Linked DNA regions of Mus musculus: region 2 is linked to region 1. Evidence: chromatin loops called from intact Hi-C (ENCODE). Cell type or tissue: heart. All regions are shown on one strand. Links, peaks and the distances in the headings refer to the core of each region. The heading gives the core; the rest is flanking DNA.

Evidence for each region. A loop is a pair of places that touch in the nucleus more often than their neighbours do. Peaks named below come from ENCODE experiments on the same cell type or tissue, not always from the same donor. Only the 100,000 strongest peaks of a DNase experiment are listed, where the experiment ranks them.
Region 2: a loop joins it to region 1, with 3 times the contacts of the local background. A loop is called at or near these places in 3 of 42 quality-filtered maps.

Annotation. Positions count from the first base shown.
Region 1 is chr3:84,256,179-84,264,393 of GRCm38, forward strand. It overlaps Trim2 (tripartite motif-containing 2), which reads right to left and starts at 3,601. Exons shown (of 12, transcript NM_001271727.1): 1 at 3,147-3,601. Gm40078 (a long non-coding RNA gene) reads left to right here. Exons shown (of 3, transcript XR_867391.3): 3 at 1-2,046. In heart, for the core only: a CTCF peak has its summit at 3,708; DNase peaks (open chromatin) are centred at 3,283 and 3,463; H3K4me3 peaks cover 1,935 bases; H3K27ac peaks cover 807 bases; H3K27me3 peaks cover 2,177 bases.
Region 2 is chr3:84,187,649-84,195,863 of GRCm38, forward strand. It overlaps Trim2 (tripartite motif-containing 2), which reads right to left. Exons shown (of 12, transcript NM_001271727.1): 4 at 5,573-5,724; 5 at 4,433-4,613; 6 at 2,865-3,588. Among named protein-coding and RNA genes, the nearest start is that of Mnd1, 36 kb to the left of the region's middle. In heart, for the core only: a CTCF peak has its summit at 3,606; DNase peaks (open chromatin) are centred at 2,923 and 3,223; H3K4me3 peaks cover 1,787 bases; H3K27ac peaks cover 1,562 bases; H3K27me3 peaks cover 1,386 bases.

The DNA.
Region 1 (8,215 bases), core at 1,339-6,338:
TCATTTGTTTCAGTTAAGCAGAAGGAAGCCTGCACCAGCAGCTTCATTTGCACGTTTCTAACCCACCACAGGCTGATGACAATGCAGGCAGATACACTGATTTTGTTTGATCCAAGGACTCAGGATAGGCAATTTTTTGTTTGTATGTTTTGTGGTGTGGTGCTAGGGATGAAACCCAGGGGCTTGTGTGTACCAGGAGGCAACCCACACCCTCCATATCCACAGACCCAAGGCTATTAGACTCTCCCAGGGCCATTCTGCATAAGGAAATTTCATGTAGACCTACAGTGTGTTAGGCTAAATGGAAACAGTGAAAATTCTAGAGAAGGGATATTTCTGTTCTGTCATTAAGTTGAGAGTCAACGGCAGGATGTAAAAATATATAATATAATATAATAATAATATAATATATCACAGGAAGTAACCATTGTGAAGAAATTTTAGTATGTGCCAACATAAGCACTGGTTCTGAGGTTTAACATCTACCAAACCCTACAAGAGACATAAAATCCAAGTGGGAAGTAAGCATTGGCTTGGTGTCGCCATATTGATCCCCCTTAGTTTTCTATTTACCTCACAGTCTGCAGTTGTCAGTTCTTTTGAGTCTAAGATCAAACACTCTCCATATGATCAGACTTAAGTGTCTCTTTTTCCAGGGAACTTAATGCTTTGAACTCACTGATAACTTGTGGGGTTTTCTTTTTAAAGACTTGCTAGCTAGGGACTGGAGAGATGGCTTAGTACTTAAGAAAACTGGCTATTCTTTCAGAGAACCCAGGTTCAATTCCCAGGACCCACATGGCAGCTCACAACTGTCTGTTCCATGATATCCAACACCCTCACACAACATACAAGCAGGCCAAACACCAATGCACATAAAATGCATATAAGTAAATGCATATTTTATTTAAAAAAAAAAAGACTTGCTAACTCACCATTCAGTTTTCAAGTCTAATATATAAGAGTATAAGAAATAGGGCAATTCCTTGGCATCTGAAGGGGTTGGTTCAAGGGCATCCTCACCCCCGTAGACATTAAACTCTGCATATAACTAAGTGCTTGTACAAAACTACCTTCTCTTGCTCATAACCTACGCCAATCCCCTGCCCATTTTAAGTCATCTCAGATTGTAACACCTATGCAGTTTTGAATCGCAGTTCTGCTGGCTGTTTAGGGAGTAAGGACAGACCAAAAGGGGGCTGCTTGTTCAGTAGGGACACGATACCATGATGGGCCTCACTGAATAAGGAATGTCAGTAACAAGGTAGGCCCTGCCGCTGATTGGATCTTAGCTGTGGGAGCCTTCCCAATGCTTTTTTGGAAACTGTAATATTACCTCGTTGGGTCCTCTCCACTGAATGAGCCACATCCTCACAGTGATGAATTTGGACAGCGGTAAATTATTGTAGCTTGGACTCTAAACAAACCACTCTTGAACTGCATGGTAACTATTAGTTCTTCCTGAAGAGTCAATAGACTAAAGAAAAGGCCAGAGCATTCCATGTTAATGGCCATACTTTCAAACCCATTTATTTATATTTAGTGTCCTATGAGAAGTTCTCTCTACCTGTATTTCAGTATAAAATAGAAACTACAATCTCACCAAATAATAATCCACACAAGCCACCAGTAACGGGATGATATAAGAATAATTAAAGGTATGGATGCCATGTTTGTTTTTTTTGACACAGTACAATTTATATACATGGAGAGTTTTCTAGGAAAATAAAGGTAAGGTTTGAGTAAACGTTCTCAGAAGATACTGACAGGGCACATTTTCACTGAAACAAACATTGATAATGACAGTTGATGGCCCCATGTATGCCGCAATCCAAAATGAGGTCATGGTAACTGAGTGAAATAGAATTCTGCAAATGAGGGAGGGAAGAAAGGGGAGACCGTATTTACCCAAGGGAGAAGGGAGGCAGGGCCTGCTTCTCTTTAATTGATCTTTAATCATTATATGAGCCTATGTTTGAACAGGACGGGAATGTAGTGCATATCATAAAAAGTCTATAAAATGCTTTCTGTCTTGGTTCAAGGCCGTGGTGGGCCAAGTGCTCTGAATCACTCCTGCTCTTCTGTTGCTTGGAGTTGAAGCGCCCATGCTGGCTCTGTTAAGGGTGAAATGGAGTGGAAATCTGAAACTGGAGGTCATATAAAATCCAGCACAGTAACTCCCGCCCCCAGGAAGGAATCTGGAAGTACTTGTTATGCTGTACTGAGCTTATAACTATATTTCAAGAATACAGATGTGAAGGTTAAGCTCCATCTTAGAAGGAAAAACAAACCAACCAACCCTGAGCGGGCGCGGGGGGGGGGGCGGGCATAGATATGCAAACTGTCACAAGAACAACCTCTCATGTATATCCTAGCGTGTAGCCTAATCTTTAGACTCTCAGAACTTCAAATGCTGTTAAATGTACTATCTAAAAAGCATTTGAGAGGTGGGGCCGTAACTTATCAGTTCAGCCGAGCATTAATTCCCCAGAACCTCAAAATAAATAAATACGTGTCCCGTTCCCCCTCCCCCCCACACACACACTAGAATTAAAAAGTATTTGAATCTAACGCTATCTGTGCCCTAATTCGATTAAGGAGTTGCAGAAAATAAGTCAGTTGCTCCCTGGAATCGATTAGATTACAAATGGGGAAATGTCTGGGGTTCGCGGAATGCTTTGCATCTGACAAGCATTTTTGGGACAAGCTTCCTCCCCACCCCCAATCCTTTACATCTTGACAGCAGCATGCAGATTTTTCAGCATCAATCAAAAAGCCCAGAAAGGCAACATCTCCACCTTTTAATAAACCAGACGTGCAGCGTGAGCTTGGCCAGAGGGTAAGCGTGAAAACTAATAGACAGGAATCTAGCTGAGTAGTTCCTTCAAAGAGAAAGAACATTTTTTTGTTTGTTTATTTTTGGAAGAAAAAGAAATGGGGTTGGGGGTGGGGGTGGGAAGAGGACACCTTTCCAAGCTTTAAGATTATAGAGTCGCTTTCTACTCCAGGGTCAAATGACTTTGCAAGCGTTCCTTGCAGGTCAGGGTCTGCAGAGGGTCCGTGAGATTCCGGGAACAGTGCTGGCGGGCTGACAGCTCCGAAAAACCGCCCGCGCCCCTCACGCCCCCACCCCCAGGGACACTTACCGCGACCCTCGCGGCTGCTGCTCGCACCCGGATCTCTGGCGGCCGCGGACCCCGGTATCCCGGCTCCCGCCGCACGCGGCCTCACGGTCACACGGCTCGCTCGCGGGACACGATCTGAGCGGCGGGCTCGGCAGAGAGGACGGACGCGAGGAGCGGAGCTGGCCTCGCGGGCCGCGCCGGGGCCTTCCCTCCGTGTCGTCTGTACCAAACAGCTCCTCTCTGGGTCACTTCCATTCTGTGCTCAGTCCCAGAGCGGCGAGACATCTGCTTTCCATAAGCCTCGCGCAGAGGCAAATCCTGGATTAGATGCCAGAGCCCACGGTACAGCTGATCCGCGCACAAAGAGCCGCGGACAAACACGCAAGTTGGTGCCCGGTTCCAGAACGATTCGGATGACTCAGGCGGCCGCAGCCGGGATGCGCCAATCCGCGGCTGGCTGGGTTTTCAGGTCTACTGCGGAAAACTCTCTCTCTCTCACACACACACACCCGCCCGCCCACCCCACGAAAGCACGCTCTGTCCCTGCAGGGGAAGTGACTTCAGCTGTACCGGGCTGAGCGAGCTCGACGCAGCCTGCCTCCACCGCCGGGCGTTCGGTATTGAAAGCACACACTGCTGACCGTGACAAGGGGAAAAGCTTTGCTTTAATTCCAATTCACGAGTCAGTTATGATACAGTCAGCGCTGAAAAGGATGAGGAAGTGCTGTCTTTGCAAATTGATTTTTCATTCTCCCAAACAGCTGGGCAAAATTGCTGTTTCTCCGCCCCCCCCCCCCCCCCCCCCGTCCCTTCCTCACTTTGGAGTGCCTTTGACAGCGTGAAGTCGCTACTTCCTCTCAAGTGCTCTACTGTGTTGGGCTGGTTATGCTAGGGAGACTTACCAGTTCCCAACCCTGAAAAATTACAGTCAAAGAAACATAGGGTGGGGTTGGGGAGAGCACAGATGGGGCTTTTCAATCAGTCTAGAATCCAAAGACAGCTCCCCACCTCCAACCCCCACCTGCCGCCACCTCCCGGACAAGCCTTTTAAATTTTGGGCTTCTGCAGGCTCTAGAACAAAGAGGCTGGGCACTAGCTGATCCTGAATGTGGCTTTAGGGGCAGAGCAGGAGCAATGAAGACAGATAGATGCTCTATGGTGGATGGCAAAGAAGTTAGGTCACCGTGCTTGTCGTCCTAGGTAAACTGGGACCTTGGCATCTGACTAGAAACTAAAGGGACCCTCTGAGAGATTTGGAGCTGGCAAGTGATGTAATAAGATTTCCACCGCAGAAAGATAATTTCACAAGGCTACTCCAACCTAGAAAGGGGGTGGAGGTGAGTTTGAAATGAAGGGGAAAGACTCCAAAGACAGCAAGAGAGAGACTAAAATAAAATGCCCATTACAGGGGTGGGGCAAAGGTATCCTACAGAGGTCATAGCCTCCTGTCTGCCTCCTGTGGCAGGACAAGTAGAAGAAAATGAGAGAGGACCCAGAGAAGCCAGGAGTTGGGTTCAGAACGAGGTCACAGAATACAAATCAGCCACACAGATTTCTAAAGTATTTGGGACCTTCTGGCTAAGCAAGACAGGTTGGGCAGGTGTGTGGTTAGACAGCGAAGGTAAATACAGAGTAGAGAAAAACGGTTTGTATTGGTGTGTTGCATCTGTCAAAACAAAGTACCTGGAAGTGAGGAGATTAAATAACAGAAATAAATTGCCTCACAGCCTGGGAGCCTGCAGCCAGTGTGATGGGAGGAGCTTACTCCAGGAAGGACCCCTGGTTCCTTGGCTAGCGGCATTGTAAGCACTTATTTTCCCTGGCTCGCCGTGACCAGATGTCCGCCTCTTTTTGTAAAACGCTAGCCATATTAGGTTAGGGGCCCACCATACTCCAGAATTACTGCACTTCACTAATTACATCTGTCCTCAGGTGTCAGTCAGTTTTCTATCACGATATCAAGATGCTTAAAATAATCATTTTAAAATGAGGAAAGGTTTCTCTTGGTTCTGTTTCAGAGACATGATGATGGGAACATGACAAAGGAAACTGATTCACCGATGGGTGGTCAGGGAACTAGGAGAGTGACATGTACAGACTGTGCTTCCAAAATTCCCTTCAAGGGCAGGGGCCTACAACCGAACTCTGTCCTACCAGGCCCAGCTTCTGAAGTCACACACTCCTGCACTTGACAGTAGTATTGCAGACTGGGGTGAGGCTAGGGGAACAAGCCTTCAACATTCGGACATTTTGAGAAGTCTAAGATCTAACGGCATTTTACTTCTATCTTGTAATGGGAAATCACCTTCTTCCCATAAAAATGTCCCATTCTGAGGTATGGGGGCAGGGCTTAAGGCTTCAACGTAGGAATTTGGGGAAAACAATCGAACTCATAAGATTCACCCACTGTGAGCAGAGTCACATCAGAGGACAGAGAGGAGAAAAGCCACTGTGGGCAAGCAGGCAGCGCCTTGGGTGCAAACGGTGAGAAAGAGGATCAGAAAATACAAGAGGGTTTTATTAAATTTCAGACACACACACACCAACTCGTCTGATCATGTCTTCTATTTAACGCTGCCTGGGAACTTTTATTATTTTTTCCCCTAAAGTGTTTCTATTCTATATGAATCTATCACATACCACGTAACACATGGGCAGAGGCTCAAAGTGCCAGCGGCTGCCATGAACACACACACAGCACAGGTTTGACAGCCTCCCCGTTTAATTCTACTTACTTAGTCCTGATGCCAAGTCTGAAGGACAACAGCTGCCCCTCTTCTTCTAGACTCCTCCCTCCCCATGCTACCCTTCTGTCTTAGTGCCAACGCCCCTTGGGCCCTTGCTGTGAGATAGATGCCACTGTAACCTTTGGATCATCTTCAATGCGATCCACAAAGCTTTGACACAGGTTAGAAAACAACAAACACATAGGAGGTAGAATGTAGTTCTGGTCTCTGTTTCTTTAAGGCTTTCCATGTTATCTCACGGAGCTGACGATAGAAGCCAGGGCCTTGTACACACTAGGCAGGTGCCCTACCATGAGGTGTAGCCCCAACTCTCCTCACACAGCTTTTCATTTGGAATTAGGGTGGGGAGGGGGGGCAGGAGTTGCTATATTGTCCAGTCTTGTCTCCAACCCACCCTGGCTCAAGCAATCCTCCTGCACCTCCCGCGTAGCTGGGTGGGACTCAGACATGTGCTACTGAGTTCCAGCTCTTCAATCTTACACCTTACTCCAAAACAATACATGTGGAATTCTTTATCCCAAAAGCCACCATCGGAGGGTTAGCTGGCCTCCTGGGGGACTCTCTAGTATTCAATTCATGTCCAGAAGGGTGAAATTCTTTTGGGAATCATTGAGGAAGCTTGTGAAGTGGGAAGGGATGTTCTGAGACCCCTGGCAGGGACTGGTATTACAAGGCCATGGCAAGGTCAAGGTGAAACTTTCCTGCTGGTGCTCGTTGGTAGATCAGCCTGCTGACACCACTGCTCAGGAACTGGGGCCTGCTTCCTCACAGGCGGCTTTCATTTCACCTGCTTACATCTGCCCAGTATCTAAAATGTCAGATTAACAGAAAGACTAGTGCATAAAACAGCTGGAAAGAGCCCCTACCTTTTCTTTTGCCTCAGAGGTAGCCAGTGTTTGCTGTGCACACAGGCTGTGTTCAACATCTTGGCACAGAAGGAGACAGCACTGTTTCCTGTATCATGAGTCACATGACTAATGGGGGCGGGAGTCAAAGTACACAGTTAACTATGAGTCTTTCCATAAAAGAGGCACTGCAATTGTTCTAAGGACTCACGGGAAATGTGTGTGTGTGTGTGCATGAGTGCATGTGTGTATGTATGTGTGTACACATGTGTATGCATCAGAGTGTCTGTCTGTATGAATTATGAGTGTGCATGCATGTGTATATGCATGTGTGTATACATGAGTATATGTATACATGTGGTATGTATGCATAAGTGTATGTTATACGTGTGTGTATATGCATGAGTGTGTATGTATCTGTATGTGCTGGAATTAAACTGGGAGCCCTGAGTTTTTGGAGCAAGTGCTCTATTAGTGAACTCTACTCCCAGCCTGTCCATTCTCTGGAGAGTGAGAAAGCCTTGATGGAGAGAGGGAGGGAGAGTTCTAGTACTCAAAGAAGTCATCTTTTGGAAGATTGGAGGAAAAGCCAGGTGATGTATTAGTGACATCATGTATGGCTCAAATCCTCAAAGACCACTGACTTTTTTAGCAGTGGCCTTTGACCCTGACTTCCTCCTATGCTACATGATTAAACTCTGCCTCCTTCATCTGCCTCCTTCGGTTTCAGCTCACACACCTTTTGTGATGTTAGTTCCTCCTGAGCCTGCTGCGGCCTTTCTTTTCTTTCCCCAAGTCTACATCCTAACCTTAATCCAAACACTGATTGTAGAGAAAGCCAGAAGAACAAAATCCAAGCTCCCTTTTAGTTAACAGAACACACAATAGATACCAGTCTGGGCCTGGATACTGCAATCACCACGTGAGGGGACGGGACAGGTGATCCACAGGCAGCATCAGAGTGTAGAGCTCCACTTACCAGAAAGTGGGGGAAGAGCCAACCCCCGAGCAAAAGCACCCAATGTGGCCACGTGTAAGAAAAGGGCTGCAGTAGTTTTAATCCCCAGTTGCCTCCCCAACTCTTCTTGCCAGACCCCTCCTCCTGCTACTCACTGTGGATTTTTTTTTAAACATTAAAAGGGAGAGAACAGGAGAGATAAATTTACTTCCACATAAGGGAAAGATGTACAATGACAACTTTCAAAAGAAAGGACCAGTGAGTGCCTCCTGTATTTCCTTACTCCTAACACACTAGGTGGGGCTGAGGACACAGCTGGACGTGGTCGCTACAGAGATGGATTTACAAGTAGCTTGTAGACTATTGGAGACTGAGATGCCCTTCTGACCCACTAACCTCCATTTTTAGAGGATGAGGGTTGCTGGGTCACCAGCCCTTCTGCTTACCCTGTGCTACTGACTTCAGGTCCTCTAACTATCACTTGCTCTTCCTTCCTCAAGGACCCTGCCCTCAAAAAACACACCCAGAAATTTGGGGTGG
Region 2 (8,215 bases), core at 1,482-6,481, 68 kb before region 1:
ATTCATGTCTAACCACAGAAACCTCCAAAAAAGCTAAAGCAATTCTGAGGGAAAAGAGCAAAGCTAGAGACATTATATTCTCTGATTTCAACATCTGCTTCAAAGCTATTCCTGACAAAAACAGCATAAAAAGGACACACATTAGTGGAATACAAGACCCGGAGATCATGATGGCACCTGTAATTCCAGCATTTGGCAGTCCAAGGCAGGGAATATAGAATTTAAGGGGAGTCTGGGCTACAAAGTGTGCATAGTGAGATTGTCTCAGAAACAGACAAAAACTCAACAGACCACAAAGAGAATAAGAATACCCAGAAATAAAGCCACACGTTTATGGTTAATTGATCTGTGACAAAGAGGAGGGAGACAATGGGGACAGGAGAGTCTCTACAATAAATGGTGTTGGGAAATCCAGATGTTGACATGAAGATTACTAGAGGCTGACCTCATATCAAAGACAAAGGGCAATCCACACTGGATTAAAGCCTGGAAGCCTAGGACCTGAAGCTGCAAACCCTGCAGGAGGAAGCACGGGAGAGGAACTCATTACACTGGTGTGAGCAATGGCTTTTAGGTCTGAGCCTAACAGCACCCTTGACAAAGCCAAACAGAAGGGAAGAAAATCCACGCCAGCCATGCAGCTACTAAAGCATTGATATCCAAGATGCATAAGGAGCTAAAATAATTTCATAAACTTTTTTTTGTTGTTTTTTTATTAGTCTCTTCACTCGTGTGATAGTTTTGTTTATTAAACAGAAATTTCTTAGCTTAATGTTTTTGCTTTTGTTGCCAAGTTGTGGTACTCATAAAAAGAAATTAAGAAGAATCATTGCTTTTGTAACCTTGAGCCTGAGCTCCTTCTGCCTCAGATCTCAAATGCTGGAATTATATTGGTACAGCAGTGCGGCTGGGCTCAGGCTCCAACCAATCAATGGTGAGAAGACAACCTGGGGCCAATGAGGTGCACAGCAGGTAAAGACTGATTTAGTGGTCTGTTTGGTGGTCAGAGCTCTTAGAGAGGAAGGAGAGAGCCAACCCTGAAGTTGTCCTCCGACCCCCACATACATGCTGAGGCACTTGTACCCCAATAATAGTAATAATAATAATAAATTTAAATGTGATTTAAACATGGGCAAATGATCTAAATAGACATTTCTTAAAAGACATACAGGTGGCCAATAATAATAAAAGAGGTCAACATTACTAACAACCAGGAGAATGCCAATTCAAACCAACCAACCATCAAAAAGACAAGATAAATGTTGACAGGGATGTGAATAAAGGGAGCCTCATCATTGCTGAGGTGAAGGTACACTTGTAGCCATTATGTAAACAGTAGGAAGGCTCCTCACATAATTAAAAATGGTACTAACATATAGTTCATGACTACTACTAGGATTCCCCCCAAAATGAAATTGATTCTCGGGACCCTATCATTGTGACAACATGGAAGAATCTAAAGGACAACTTTGCATTTTATGGACATGGAAGCTGAGGCTGAAGGAAGCAGAACGCTAGGCCCAAGGCTCAAATGGAAGACCTGGAGCAGCAGGATCCGTCCTGCGTCTGTCTGAACTTGTCCCCTGGAACCATTCTACACAGGTGACCAGCAGGATCCAGTCCTGCGTCTGTCCTAGCTTGTCCCCTGGAATCATTCTACACAGGTGACCAAGAAAGTCATGCTCCGAATGGACAAGTTAACGTGTCATTCCACAGTCTTTACCGGGATTCAGCCTTGAGAACTAACAGGGCAACTCGGCTCACAATGTTCCAAGGAGCCAAGGAGCCGGAGTTGCCCCAGGCAGTCTGAGGAGAATAGATGGTGAGAAAAGATGGCCAGCATGGTCTCCTACTCCTTCCCTCCCCGAGCGCACATGCAGTTCTGCAGATTCCTAGTTTCTGAAGTTCTGTGGTAGAAAAGTCTATTTCCTTTCTAGGTGTGTCAGTTAACAAACTGTGCAGTAGCACTCTCAGGCCCAGTGATGTAGACACAGGAGGGAGTAGGGGAGGCAGGCTGCGGGTAAAGACAGAACGAGGAGAACGAGGCAGGCTGCAGGTCCTTTCTGAAACAAAATGCAAGCTTTGCTTTTCCTTAAGAATGTCTGAATGCCCTTTTTTTTTTTTTTTTTTTTTTTTTTTTTTTTTTTTTTTTTGGTTTACTTTTAGGTCGCTTCCTCTTGGGAAGCCAAGCAGTGAAAACAAACATAGGTAAAAAGCGCCAGGTAATAAATCAGAGGGAGGGGCAACCACATTCCGGTCTCTGAGCCCAGGCTACACCTCTGGGCTTCATCCCCAGCCCCGCCCAAACCCATTTCCTTCTCCACCCAGAGGTCTTAGGCACTGTTTTCCAGCTCTGCACAGCTGGCTGACCACACAGCTTGCCCTGTGGACTGACCCCCACAGATCTCCCACTCCTTGCAGGAGTGGAGGCAGAGAGGTATCTGAATTCCGTTTGTGGGACTGCCACCGCCCAAGCCCCACAGATTTCACAGAAATACAAGAATTTGCCAGACGCAAGGCTCTTTGCATTTGGGTTAGACAGGAGTCCTCCAAAGACACACCCACCAAAGTGAGAATCTTTTTTAAAAAATTGTCGTTGTACTGTTGGTTTTTCTCCCGCCCCTGCCCCCCCCCCTTCTTGTTTCAGCTTCTCACTGGCTGCATTTATCAGGAAAAGGGGGGAGGGGAGGAGGAAAGAAAGGAGGAAACGGAAGAAGAAACATTTGGGAAGAGCCTACAGAAACTAGCCCAACAAAATAACCAGAAGCTCCCCACCTGCTCGTAAATGCAGGATTCCGATTGGCAGGAGCGCTTGCCAGGTAGCCCCTTAGCCACCGAGTCAGGGGACAGCGCCCACTCCTTACCGACTCGGAAGATCAGGTCGTCCTCGATGGGGTTCTCTTTTCGCTTGCCGGTGCTGTACATGCTGGCAGGTCTCTTCACAGCCTTCTGCTTGACGTGCCCGCTCCCCGGGGACTTGACTCGTCGCTTCACGCCCTCGGTGGTGGGGGACACGTCGGCAGAGCGGATGACCTTGAGCTTAAACGGGCTGCCTCGGATATGCTGGTCGTAGAGCCTGAGGGACAGGGTGAAGTCCCCCTCCTTCTGCACAGTATACAAGAACTCGTAGGTGCCGTTCTTGTTGTCCAGGATCTCTCCGTCGGCCACGCTGCCGTCCGGGGTGCTGAGCTCAGCGGTGAGGTATGCGTTGCCTGTCTTGCACAGCTCTCCGTCTTTGTCCTTGGTGGTTATAGTAACGGACATGGGCTGCCCGATGATGGTCTGCCGCAGCCCCTCCCCCGTGGCCACCGTCTCAGAGGCGACCGCGTTAGTGGTGAGGATGGTCCCCAGGTTGTGGATAGACTTCTTCAGTCCCTCCGTTTCCACGATAAAATCCAGCTGGTCGTTCTCGCGCGGGTGCAGTGGGAAGTCCTGGTCCGCCAGTTCGTTCAGCTTCTCGCTCATCTGCTTCTTCACCAGCAGCACCTCCGTCTCCGTGCCATGGTTGAGGGCCTGAGCCGTGAAGTTGCTGCAGCTCTTAATGCTTTCCTGGCCTTGGAGCAGGGTATCCAGCTGCGACTGCAGCACCTGCCGGGGACACAGAGGCAACGAGCGCTTCCTACAGGACACCGTGCAGCCTGCAGGACACTTGGCTAGGAGCTGGGGCAGAGCCCTCCTCCCAAAAGAACCAACCTCTACGCCCGCCCACTCAGGTGGCTCGGAACCATCTGCATTCCATTTAACCCAGTGAACCCATGCAGAACGCTAAGTTGCATTTCCAGTATCATCTGGAGATTTCCCTTCCGCCTCACCCTGCCTCTCACCCACACGTGCATTTCTTAGGTCATCTGTTTACCTGGGGCTAAGAGAAGAAAGGACGCTACCAACAGCAAACAAATTGTCTGCTTGATGCGAATTAGTCATTACCCAGTGGCCTTTCCCTAGCGTTTAGAGCTGCCAGTCACGACCTCAGGGAACAAAACCCAACCATTTGAGAAGTCTCTACACCTGAATACCCGAAGCTCTCCACCCTGGCTTGGTGAACAGACTTGCAGAGCCAAACAAAGGCGGCAGTCAGGTTCGCTTTGAAGTTGAGGAACAGGTTGGTGTGGGTGAGAGAGAGAGCAGTGAAGAGGCTCCTCCACCCTATAATTAAGGAAGGAAAACATTCCAGGCGACCTTAAGCCCTGAAAGCATTTCTATATGCAACCTCTCCTTAGGGAGAACTATAAGTTGCGACAGAAAGTTCACGGAATCCGAGTTTGGTTGAATATCTACTAAATGTAAAGGGCACTGTTGGTCCCCAGGAAGTACAGTGGTGTAGGTCCATTCCTGCTACCGCCACTGTTAGAACGCAGTAAGCAGGCGCTGGGAGTGCAGTCACCCCCACTCCCCCCCCCCCCAAGAAGCCTGCAGGACTGCAGAGCCTTACTTTGTGTTTGAGACCATAGTTGACCTCCAACTCCATGAGCAGCACGCTCTTGCGAACATTTAAAGTCTTCTGCAGCTCATCAAAGGTGGAGTGGATGTCATCCACAATGCTGGCCTTTTGGTTGGTTAACTGATGGATGATTTCTGAGATGAACTGAAGAGCAGAATCTATTTCTGGGAGTCTGAGAGACAGGAGAGTTGTTAGTGGTCATTATTTAACTTCTACCTAGGAATACTCCAAAGCCTGCCTATACCTTCAGTCTCTAAATGCAAGCGCTTTTTACTATGCTGCTTGCATCACCTTTAAAAGGAAACATGAAGGAACAAGTGAGTCCTTCAGGGTCACCTCTATTTAAATCTCCCTTCAACCATCTGGGTTAACTATTGATGGTGCAAAGGTCTTGGCGGAACGGTTATGGCCAGATAGTCCTTGTAGCAGAGGATGCCCTGTGCATATAGGATGCTTAACAGAGTTCCCTCCTCTACTCCACATCTATAGCATATTCCTACACTGTTGCTAAGACACCTAAAATGGGTTTAGGTATCACCAAATGTGTGTGTGTGTGTACAGAATTGCCCATGGTAGAGAACCGCTATATTCTAAGTGTCTAGCTATATCTTTTTTTTTTTCTTCCAACAACATAAACTTTGAAGAATTCAGAGTACCTGGAGAACTCTTGTAAGTTTTCAAGTTCCTTCAGGTAACATTGAACAACTATGCTTTTCTCCCTAGGACTGTTGACAGTAGGACTATTGGCTATTTTGTTTTACAGCAGGTTGTTAACCTCCTTTTTAGTTTCTCTCATATAGGACATGACTACTATATTCATTTGTGTCCATACCAAAAGGGGAAAAAACAAAAACCAACCCTCAAGACAAACAGAGGAGGAAATTTGAGCAACCGCTGCTCAGCACCATTGTGCAGGGCTCAGGCTGAGAGTAGCTGTCCCAGCTACCACCACAGGCAGAGAAGTATGTCAGCAGCTCTGATTTCAGGCAGGAATTTCTGGGATCACATGATCAAGAAGAACATAGGATTTAGTTATGCATACAGGCTAGCATGACCGTAGCTACCATCTCAGAGACGCTGGATGTCAGGCCAGGCCTCCCATGGGATGGGGAGTCTGGAGGGGCACGGTACCTTTTGTTGACTGCGTCCAGCTGGACCTGGAGCGAGGCCTTGTGCTGCTCCACCACATCCTTCAGCGGGACTGTGGGGTGCTCCGCGTGCTCCCCCTCCGTGCACTCCCGACACATGGCGGTCTCACAGGACTGGCAGTAAAATTCCATCACCTGTGGGTAACACAGAGAGCTTACCCTGCAGGAAGCACATATGCATTCTCCCATCACACCCGGTCACTAAAGCTGCTGTGGTTACAGTGCCCAAATGTTGATATGGCAGGCCTCAAACAGGTGCATGCGACACCAAAAGCCACTGCTATGGCTCTCAAGCACTTTGGTCTCTGAACCTCTCTAAGCTCTTTTAAAAAGTGCTGAGAACTTCAAAAGGGCTCTCTGAGCCAGGCATGGTGGGGGAAGTCGTTAGTCCCAGGAGGCAAAGGAAGATGGAGTTTAGTAAGTGCCTGGCCGACCCGGTCTACATAGCAAGTTTCAAGGCAGTCACAGCTACACAGTGAGACCCTGTCTCAAAAAAAAGTACTTTTGCATATGTGGATGCTTTCTATAGATATTTGTCATATTAAAAATGAAACAAAACATTATTAATGTAATGTAATGAAAAAGTAATTGTGAAGCCACTTAAATACGAGTGGTGAGTAATGTGATTTGTTACTTAAGATGAAAATGTTGGAACTTGGCATTGCTCTCCATCTCAATGCATCTCTGCAGTGTTCCACTGGACAGAAGGCAGCTGGATTCTCCTCGCTGCTTCTGCATTCATCCTGTCATGATAGAATGTATCAGACAGACCCTGGAATGCTCCACTGCATACACTTGGGAGAGTGGAAACAAACGCTGCCTTTCTATTGTTGTGCTAAGACTGCAGTATTCACCTTGTGGATCTCCACCCCACCCCCGCCCCAGGTCTGTGGACAAGGGGGTGGGGGTGGGGGTGGGGCTCTCCTGAACTTCATTTAAAACTGCCACTGCTTGAACAAAGATGCACTCCGCTGTTCTCATCCTGGCTCCATCTCACATTTACCTGAATGGCCATAGGCAAATGACCTAACTCTACTGAGTCTCAACTTCCACCTCTGTCAAGCAGAGAAGGATGGTAGTATCCATGACAGTAACAGGCTCCACTGGGCTGCTGTGCAGACTGAATTAATACACACAAGAACTTGAGGATGCTCGGTACCAGCTCAGAATAGTTCCCAGTTAGTAGCTGCTGTGGTGATGACAATGACATCATCTGGTTGTCCTTAATGTGAAATTAAGCCACTTATCCTACTAAGGATGGACACTTAGTAACAATGTAACACAAAGCCTGTTTTGAATTCTCATAAGACTTTTGAGGGAGAGCTTTATGTGGCGTTTTCAGTCATGCACATACCAAAAAGGGCGTGCATCCTGACCCAGCTTGACCAATGATGGGTTTTTCACAGTGCCACTGAAACCAACAAGGTCCTGACAAGTACTCAACACTTCGGGGTCTGGGGTTGTGGAATCACAGGATGTCCTTACTTATGGTTCTAGAGTTTCGTGTCATGACAACCCAAAGGACTCCTTCCTTATTCCTCTCACTGTTTGCGATAGTATTTTCTGGAGCTGGTTGTATTTTGGAAACAATCTTTCTGAGTGACCCAGGTTCAGATAAAAGTCCTTCAAAACATTTCCACAATAATCTCAGACTTCATGCACCATTGTACTTTGATGCAGAACCATAGTAAATTACAGGAATGTGTATTTCATTTTAATTTTTTGTCATATAAAATGACCTTTGAGGACCGACTACACCTGGGCCATAAATTGGAAATGCCACCCTTGTTTTTTGGAGATCGGGATCAATTCATTTTTAAAAGCTTTGTCACATAGGAAGATCTGTTAGGCTTGGACCATAAATTGGAAATTTCCTTTCTTTCTCTCCCACCCCCCTTTTTTAGGAGCAGGGATGGGGCTCGAACCCAGGGCTTTGTGTATGGTAGGCAGATGTTGAACCACTGAGTATCATTGTAGCCCAAAGTTTTCTCCGTCCATCTCCTGTTCAAAATATCTCCTCGAGCTCTACTAAATTGTATGTTAATAGCAAACTCAAAAGGAAATTTGAACCTTCCAAGGGAAGACTGAATGTTTGCTTTTTATTTAAAATACATGTGATTCAGTCCAGTTCACCACGCAGAAACTACTAGATAAGGTGTGAGCTAAGGGGTCCTCTCAGTCGATCTTCCTTTCTCTGGTTGGAGCTGCACTTCAGATTGTTTATAGTTCTTTAACATATTCTTTGCTTCCACCAGTCAGGAAACAGGAGGACCTAAAACTAATGCAATGTTCTGCTAAATTTTCTACCGTAAAGTTTCTAGAAATTACTTTTGGAAATGCAAATATTAGGTGACAATATATGAGCCGTGTATCACAAATGTTTTATTTATTTAAAAAAATCAGTAATTTAAAAGGACTCTTGCCTTTCAAAGAGCTGGTGAAAGGAATTATTTTTAAAAAATTCCAATAAATTCTGTAAACTTTTTTTTTAAAAAAATGTCTTCCCCAGAATCCATGGAGAACGATTTTGGAAGGGCTGAAGATCCTCCCAGTGGTCCTTGGGGCACTACCCTGTGAGGGCTGAGGCTCTTTTCACTTCTTGCCTTCAGCAGGTGGTTCATGGTAC